Linked DNA regions of Homo sapiens: regions 1 and 3 are each linked to region 2. A link is a contact called in ENCODE Hi-C or POLR2A ChIA-PET data. All regions are on one chromosome and are shown on one strand. Each heading gives the region's core, a stretch centred on a gene start or an enhancer-like site at or near the end of the contact. The rest is flanking DNA. Distances are from core to core; before and after follow the strand shown.

What was found. A loop is a pair of places that touch in the nucleus more often than their neighbours do. ChIA-PET counts read pairs that join two places held with the same protein, here RNA polymerase II (POLR2A). Pooled maps may share reads with other maps.
Region 1: a loop to region 2 is called in a map of Caco-2, with 8 times the contacts of the local background. The contact joins the enhancer-like site here to the promoter of GLYATL1-AS1 in region 2. A Hi-C loop is called at or near these places in 1 of 168 maps with a recorded cell type or tissue (Caco-2), 1 of 37 single-sample maps with no recorded cell type and 8 of 50 pooled maps. POLR2A ChIA-PET finds 5 or more read pairs at or near these places in 2 of 52 experiments (OCI-LY7 and T-cell).
Region 3: a map of K562 shows a loop between it and region 2 (4-fold over the local background). The contact joins the enhancer-like site here to the promoter of GLYATL1-AS1 in region 2. A Hi-C loop is called at or near these places in 1 of 168 maps with a recorded cell type or tissue (K562), 2 of 37 single-sample maps with no recorded cell type and 3 of 50 pooled maps. POLR2A ChIA-PET finds 5 or more read pairs at or near these places in 2 of 52 experiments (activated CD4-positive, alpha-beta T cell and activated naive CD4-positive, alpha-beta T cell).

What each region holds. Positions count from the first base shown.
Region 1 is chr11:58,673,518-58,676,217 of GRCh38, forward strand. No RefSeq gene overlaps it. Among named protein-coding and RNA genes, the nearest start is that of CNTF, 52 kb to the left of the region's middle. Within about 2 kb of position 1,259, at least 2 of the 41 ENCODE cell types and tissues checked have a DNase peak (open chromatin) inside an H3K27ac peak, as active enhancers do.
Region 2 is chr11:59,057,166-59,059,865 of GRCh38, forward strand. It overlaps GLYATL1-AS1 (GLYATL1 antisense RNA 1), which reads right to left and starts at 1,287. Exons shown (of 6, transcript NR_033853.2): 1 at 1,207-1,287. RefSeq lists enhancers at 1,122-1,191, 1,362-1,621.
Region 3 is chr11:58,631,285-58,633,984 of GRCh38, forward strand. No RefSeq gene overlaps it. Among named protein-coding and RNA genes, the nearest start is that of CNTF, 10 kb to the left of the region's middle. Within about 2 kb of position 1,432, at least 2 of the 41 ENCODE cell types and tissues checked have a DNase peak (open chromatin) inside an H3K27ac peak, as active enhancers do.

The DNA.
Region 1 (2,700 bases), core at 9-2,508, 380 kb before region 2:
AAGGTAATTGCATTGTAGTTTTATTTTGCTTTTTCATAATTTCAAGATTTTCATTCAGCTTTGGTTTCTAATTTCTTTTTAATTACAGATTTTTTTTTTTTTAGATGGAGTCTAGCTCTGTTGCCCAGGCTGGAGTGCAGTGGCACAATCTTGGCTCACTGCAACCTCTACCTTCCGGGTTCAAGCGATTTTCTTGCCTTAGCTTCCTGAGTACCTGGGATCACAGGAGTGCACCACCATGCCCAGCTAAATTTTGTATTTTTTAGTAGAGACAGGGTTTCACCACATTGGCCAGCTGGTCTCAAACTCCTGACCTCAAGTGATCCACCCACCTTAGCCTCCCAAAGTGTTGGGATTACGTCCATGAGCCACTGCACCTGGCCAGAAAATCTTTATATAACATGCATATTATAGAAAGTTCCCACATTCCCTAGGTAACTGTCATATCTGCAAAATATATAAATTGTATAGAAAAATTTAAAAAATTCATGAAACTAAAATAATTTTACTTTTCACTGCATTTTGACTAATTCATTTCTTCACTTAATAAATATTGAGTAATTATATACCGGAAACCTTAGTAGGCACAAGATGGGAATAGTGACCCCAAACTATAATTTTCAGGCACTTTCCCCTCCCCACTTGAGTAATTCAGTATCAAAAACCTCATTATCATTCTCTGTGTGTTTGCAATCCTTGCAAAGGGAGGGTTGCATGTATGCATGATAAGCACACATTCATGATACACGTGTCCCACGTTCACCTTGGGGTGGAGACTTAACATTTAAATCTATTACAATTAGAGATGCCTGTGGAACAAGGAAGTCACCTTTAAGGAATGGACTTGGTTTTTGTTGCAGTGCCCACTTTGAGAACTCTTCCTTGAACAGGTTGGACCTCCCACTTGTCATTCTCTCATTCACAAGTGTTCTGGCCACAGTGTCCTGAGGTCACAGTTTCCCAGTAGTTGAGTTTTAATAAAAAGCAACACTTATTAGCTAAGTTAAAATATACCCCAACAGAAGACGAGATGGACTCCCTGTAGCTAAAATGAGATAAACCCAAAAAATTTCATAGCTAGGAGGATGAGGGATCTGTAACACATCCCGGTGTTATTAATTGCCATAGGTTTTTTTTCCCGGTAATTACGCAGAAACTATCACCTGAAAAGCATTGCCAAAAAACACTACAGTTGGAAGATTTCCCAGCTGACCCTGACAGAGTGCCGGTTGCCAGCCTACTGAGACAGCCAAGTAAAAAGGGTTCCCCGGCAGGACTTCCGACTGGCCTGCGCACTGGGAGGAGTGCGCACTCGGGTGAAGCCTTGAGGAATTTCCTGTTGGTTTGCAGTGAGGAGGAGCCTGGCTTCTCCTGTTCCGGGTGGTAACCCGGTGATTCCAGTCTATGAGGTGGGAAGCCCACTGGCAGGACTCTCGCTTTGCTGAGAGTCCCTGTTTCCCCATTTTTCCTTTTCACCCAATAAACCCTGTCCTTCTCACCCTGCAGAGTGTCCGCAAGCCTAACTTTTCATGGTTGTGCGAGAAGAACCTGGCTTTTAGCCGAACTAAGGAGAAAGTCCTACAACACTACAACACTCTTCCCTACCTTGCCTGGCTCCGTCCTCTACCATGCTGTCCTGCCATAAGTCAGATTGGACAGAGGACGGGTCTTATAAACATTCCTTATTGATCAATAGCTGCAGACCTTAAGCCAGTTTCAGTCAGCTTGTGGACATTGTTCAAAAATTGTCTGTATGTCCTGTAGTTTACCTTTTGATGTAAAGGGCCGAATTCCACTTCATTTTAATGTTAAATCCTACCAAAATGTGAATATGGGATGTATGTTCCATATATGTTTTCCACTGTGCAATGCCTGACTTCCCTCATGCATATTTGCATTTTTTCCCCACCCTGCTAGTATGTATGTAAGGCTGAGTGTGCGACCCAGATACCAAATAGCAGCCCTCCTCCGTTCTGCGCAAAGTGCACTTTCCCTCTCCCCAGGGCAGCGTTTCCTAGATCCGTGGATTGTTTTGCCTTCTGCAAATAAAGTCTCCTCTTTTCCTTCATCCGTGAATTTCACAATCTTTGTGAATAGATACATACTATGCATGAGGCTAAAATCACCTGAAATCTCAACAACTTAAACTCAGAGGCACTCATCATCTTTCAGCGTTCTCAGGGAGGGATCCTGGTTCTGCAGCCTTGGCTACCTCTGCTGCCCTCTGCTGGCGGAGCGGAGTCCGCAAAGTCCAGAGCAAGGGACTGCCCTGGGATCTCCAGGCACACTTTGTCCTGAACGTTGTCAAGGGCTTTCTCCAAAGCCATATAGGTAATACAAATTCAAATCATCCAGCAAACCAGTGCCAGGATACCTATGAGGCTATGGAAGTGTTATTCACGCAGGCATACATTCAGGAAATGTCATCTCCATCATTCCAATTTCCTAGACCTTGTTGTCATTCTTGAACTACTTTCTCTCCCTTAGTCCAGGTCTTCTGAAACTCCTGGACTGGATTAGATGTGCAGGAGATTTATTAGGAGACTGTGAAGCAAAAAGAAAGGGAGCTGGGGGAGGCTGGGAGAGCTGTCAGTCTGCAATCTAAGTCTACTTTAAGTCTCCCTCGTGGAGAGAAAAAAAGAGGAGGTATTAGGCCCACGGGGTTCTTGGGTGAAAATTGCCCCATCAGAAGAGTCCCCT
Region 2 (2,700 bases), core at 37-2,536:
ATGTAGTATATGAAAACAACACATGATTTGACGACAGAAGATGATGGAGGGAGAAAGAACAACAAATAAATAGGAAAAGAGGCCTCAGATAGGAGCAGGTAAAAAGGAGAGAAAACAGGAAGGGGTCAGGACTGGTTTCCCTCAAAGCCTGTCATTTGACAGAGAGCTGCAGAAAGAAGGAATAGAGCCAAGCACATAACAGGAGGGTAGAGTTGCAGTCTGAAGCACCCAAAATGGTCCACTAGGATGGACAAAGGACATACTTGAACCACCACTTAGATTCATCTTCATCTAAAAAATAAGAAATTAAGTGTGTGTAATATTTAATTATTTAGTACATTAATTACAGTAGAATATATAGAGTTGATGCTCAATTTGTTAAAAAATAGATATCTAAAATTAAACCTCAGAGATTACTCTTGCCTATGACAACGAGCTTCTGAAAGGCAAGGATAGGTCTCACCCATCTCTGTATCTTCAGAATCCATCATATTATGTGGAACATAATAGGTATCAATAGTATGTTGGGGAAAAAAATCGAAACCATGCTGAGCACCGGAATTCTGTGTAAATCTTTTTAAAAAGTCTCTTCTACTTTACATCAGAGTCCCTTTTGTATTTTTAGTATCATCCAGCCCCACGCCTTGCAGATAAGCCCCTAAGAAATGAATGGGTGAATGAATGTGTGGACAGCGGGATGGATCATTGAGTGAGGAGCAGTGATTCGCAGGACCTGCATGCATTGAAATCCTGCCAAAGCAGCCTCTGCAAAATAAAAGACCTTGGGCTTTGGTTTCTGACACAAGTTAAAATTATCCAAGGACTCTCCTTGGGCCACTTAGTTGAGGTTTCCTAATCTGTGAAACAGAAAATGAATTCAATAGAAAGATGATTGAGACAAATTTCTGGAAGGTGCCAAAGCAGGATGCCTGGCATTGAGGGACGCTTCACACCTGTTATCTCTCTCCCTATTCTCTCTTCACCCCTACTCCCGCCCGGCAACTCCCCGCTGTCAGCTCCAGGAATACTTACCTGCTGAGAAAAGGAAAAGCACAACACTGACTTTACCCCGCGACGCTTTTAAAAACTCCAAAACACCCAGCGCGATGGGGAGTAGGTTTCCCTAAAGACAGGTGGAGCAGCCATAGTTAACTTAGAGGAAGGTGAATTGACAAAGAGGGTTGAGCCACTACGAGCGGGAGTTACCTTGGACTAACAGTTGTATCTTCAGCGAGCACAAGTCCTGGAATCTCCCACGCCCATCCCTTTTTTTAGCGCCACAAATGCAGCCTCCTAAGAGAATGGGAAGCTTGGGAGTCAGAGAACAGAAGATTGAGCTACCATTGGCCTTAATGGATGTCAATCTTCACTTGTCTCTTTTTTTTCCTTCCTCGCCTCCTTGCCCCTCCCTATCCCGGTAGGCGCGTTCTCTGGCGCCATCATATGGCAGAATGCGGGACTACACCAAATGCGGAAAGGCACCTTCCCCTTCCCTGAGTATCTGCAAACTCAGGGCTGGGCTTGGTTTTTAAGAGCTCAGCTCCTGTGCCAGGGGCGGTGCTAAAAGGGGCTGCCTGCGCAGATGTCATTCCCACAAGATGCAAGTAAAGAAGCACCGCGGACACCGGGGGAGGGTCACAGAGTGACAGGAGGACTGGTTGACCAGCTGACTGGCCTCACTTCTGACAAATGCAAATTACCCAGCCACAGTCCAACCAAGGGTATCAAAACAGGATCTCTGCAGATGGAGCTCAGTGTTATGTGTTTTGGATGCTCGCAATAAGATTTTCATGCACCATAAACTTTCCTGAGTATCTCAACCAGTTTTGTTGATGCCGGGGTTTGTTCAAAGCTGCAGATTACTGGGCCTCACCCCAGACCTACTCTACTTAAATATAGTGGGGTTCCCATAATCCCCATTTTAAAAAACCTATCCAAGTTAAAGTACAGAGAATCACAAACTGGAAGAACTCCTTAATTTACAAATAAGAAATGGAGACCCCCCCACCAAGAGAGAAAGGAATTTGCCCAAGGTCTCCCTGAAAGAGCCTAAGAAAGCGTGAGGCTCTAAGGTTAAAATCCTACCTGACACCCTTTCCTTTCCCCAACTAGTCCTGTGACCTCTAGCAAACTATCCTGTCCTAATCTGTGAAATGGGAGCAACAGTCACACCTACCCCAACTGGTGACTGCAAATATTAAATGGGGCCACAATGAGTCAACTACCAAGCACCACCCCATTGTAAGTTGAGGTTGAAATGATTCTAGATCGCCCTACCCCCATTCATCTCCCAGTACCATTGTATGACCGTGGAGGTGAAACCATCCAGCCGCCTGTTGGTCCCAAACCATGTTCACCTCCACCCGTGGCTCAGTGACTATTTCTTTTCTTGAAGAGAGAGAGAGGCTCCTTGGAGCCTCTGGAATCTGGAGGGGGATGTTACCTTCCCCCTGTGTGCATTGTCTTCCCAAGATAGGATGGACTACGGGGTCTCCATGTGAAGAGTTAGCTGCCAGGGCATCAAGGATGGCTCCTAAGTGGTTGCTGGAGGCTTAGAGACCCCACTCCAGCTCTCTCTCAAATGGGGGCAGCTTGTTTGCAGCAGTGAGTGAGGTGGGCCCACTACGAACCCACAGGAGGAGAGGAAAAGACCGTCCCATCTAAGCTTTTACATAACCCATTGCAAGCTCCAGAATGTGG
Region 3 (2,700 bases), core at 182-2,681, 430 kb before region 2:
AAGTTTCCTGCCCTACTCCAACCAAATTCAGCAATACATATTGACATCTGCTTTAGGCCAGTACTAAGAGTACAGAAATTAATAATAATAGGAGCAAATATTTATATGGTGTTTACTATGTTCCAGTAATTGTTCCAATTGCATGCATTAATTCATTTACGCCTCACAAGAACCCTGTGAGGTAGGTACAAAGATCTTTGGTTTACAAATGAAGAAACCAAGGCCCAGAGAGCAGATAGGTCTCTGCCCTTGAAATACGGTCTTGGGAAAGACAGCAGGTGTGCAATCAACTGCGAGAGAAGTCTGTGCAGTCAATAGTGTCATGTGGACAACAAAAAGCTGTGGAAGGACAGAAGGAAATATCAAAGAGGGGACCTCTCAAAAGGGGCAATTTGGGAGTAGAACTTGAAGGGTGACTAGGACTTTGCCCTCAGGAAAAAACAAGAGAGGAGTGGGCAAGAACATTTTAGATAAAAGAAGCAGCACTGCACTTGTCAAGGCTTGGCTGCTGAAAAGCATGTGGCACGTCTGGGACCATTCAGCATGACTGAAGTTCAGAGCTCTCTGAGAGCTACAGTAGAAGACAAGTTGAGATGAGTGAAGTGACAACACCTTGAGGAGAGAATCTTTGAAAGGTTTTTGAATGGGGAGTGCCAGCATCTACACTTTGTTTCAGAAAAGTAATTCAGTTATGTCTGTATTGGAGGTGAGAGTGACTGGAGGTAGAGGAACCCATTAAGATGCTGTAATGCTCAAGGTAAGATATGTTTTAGTTATTCGTGGAAATGGTAGAGGCACTAGGAGACAAAGATGAGCACACATAGTCCCTGACTTCTTAAAATGTGCATTCTGGTAGAGGAAGACCAGCGACACACAATAGTATAATTTAGAAGGTGATAAGAATTATGTAGGAAATGGAAAAGGTGATACAGAATTACTGAAAGTAGTGGCCATTAAGGCAAAGAGTGGAAAGCCCACAGGGACAGTTATCTAGGGCCTCATGGCTCTACACCCAAATCATGAGCTGCTCAGGAACTTCCCAGCAATGTCTCAGCTAGTAAAGATCTAAGCAAAAGGGGAGCAAAACTTGGACTGGGAGATTAATTTTTATGGTTTTCTCATTAGTAAAGCCTTAGCAACAGCCAGTGTGAGAGACTGGAACACAAGCATAGCCTGTTCTGTAGGCATTGTTGGTGTATGCCTTACATTATTACTCTGCCATTTTTAAGAAAGCTTTACCATTTTCCTTTCCTTTAATTCTTAAGAGTTTACATTTCCCTGATGAGAAGGAGCTAGGCATGAGTGGGCCTTAGTAGGAGAAAGATAATGTTAAGTGCAGAGCCCCAAGGCAGGAATGAACTTCCTATCTTCAAGGAACTGAAGGAAGGCCAAGTTGGTTGAAGCCAGGTTAGTCAGGTGAGCAGGGGAACAATGCCTGTGCCAAGGCCCTTGAGCCAAAGATTGAAAAACACACCAGCTGTTAAACAGTTGGGTTTATTACTTGTTGCAAAGAGGAGAAATGTACACCTTGGGGAACACTGAGATGCCTCAGTAAGAGTGTGTTAGAACCTATTATGGGATTTAGGCTTTGTTCCGGTGATTTGGGGGTAGCTCTAAGGAAGCAGAGGTTTGCTCTGGATTGGATGCTGTCAGAAAGTGGGGACAATTCTATGGGTATTTTGTGAGTTGTGCATGCGTGACCTTGTTTTTATCCATGCTTAGACAAGACAAAATTATGAAGTGACCTTGTTTTGTTTCATTTTATCATGGTCTCCGAGTAACTTTGTCTGAGGTTGTTATTCTATCATACTGTTTAGATTTTTTAGGCTCACTGGGCTATGAGCCTCAGACTAGCTTCTAATAATATTGCAACCGAGCTGTAAACATCAGATCAATTTTGGACATCAGGAGTACATTTTTTTCTCCTCGTTAGTGACAAGATTATGTATAGAAAGAGATCTGGATTTTATTCTAACTGCTGAGCACAGACAACAGGTCAGTGTGTGATTAGCATTGCCACCTGGATAACAAAGAACAGCTCTCAGATTTAAAAAACAAAACCAAGATATGCAGTCTTAGAATTGCCCCTGCTCTTCCGACAGTACTCAATCCAGAGCAAAGCCACACGTCATTAATTCCTTACCAGAATTCACTAACCCAACTCCAAATCCTACAGCAAATCCCTCCTAACAAACACTTTCTCACTGGGGTGCTCCAAAGTCTCCCATCGTGTGCCCTCTCTCCTCATTGCAACAAGCCAATAAACCCAATTTTGTCTAACTGTGGACATTGTCCCAGTGGTTTGGGCTAAAGGGCATCAACACTGCAAAGAGAAACTACTGGAAAGTTTTACGCAGGAAAGTGACATGATGGGGTATATATTTATTTAAATGAGTACTCAAGCTGCTATGGGCAGATGGGCTTATAGGGGCAAGAGTGTGGGAGAAAAAAATCCGAATGATGAAAAGCCAAATTAAAATGATGAGCAAAAGAGGACAGCCCTGAAAAACATGACAGAGGATTTGGCCTGGAAAGCCATGGAGAAGGATGGTGAGTTTTAGGAAGAGAGAAGAACCAAAGAGCACTCCCTCCCCAACTAGGAGGATAGAGAATAAATTAGGCAGGAAACAAGGAAAGGGGAGTAGATATTAGGCATAGCATAGAAAATTGCCAGCCTAGATTTTAAGTATGTTGAGTTGA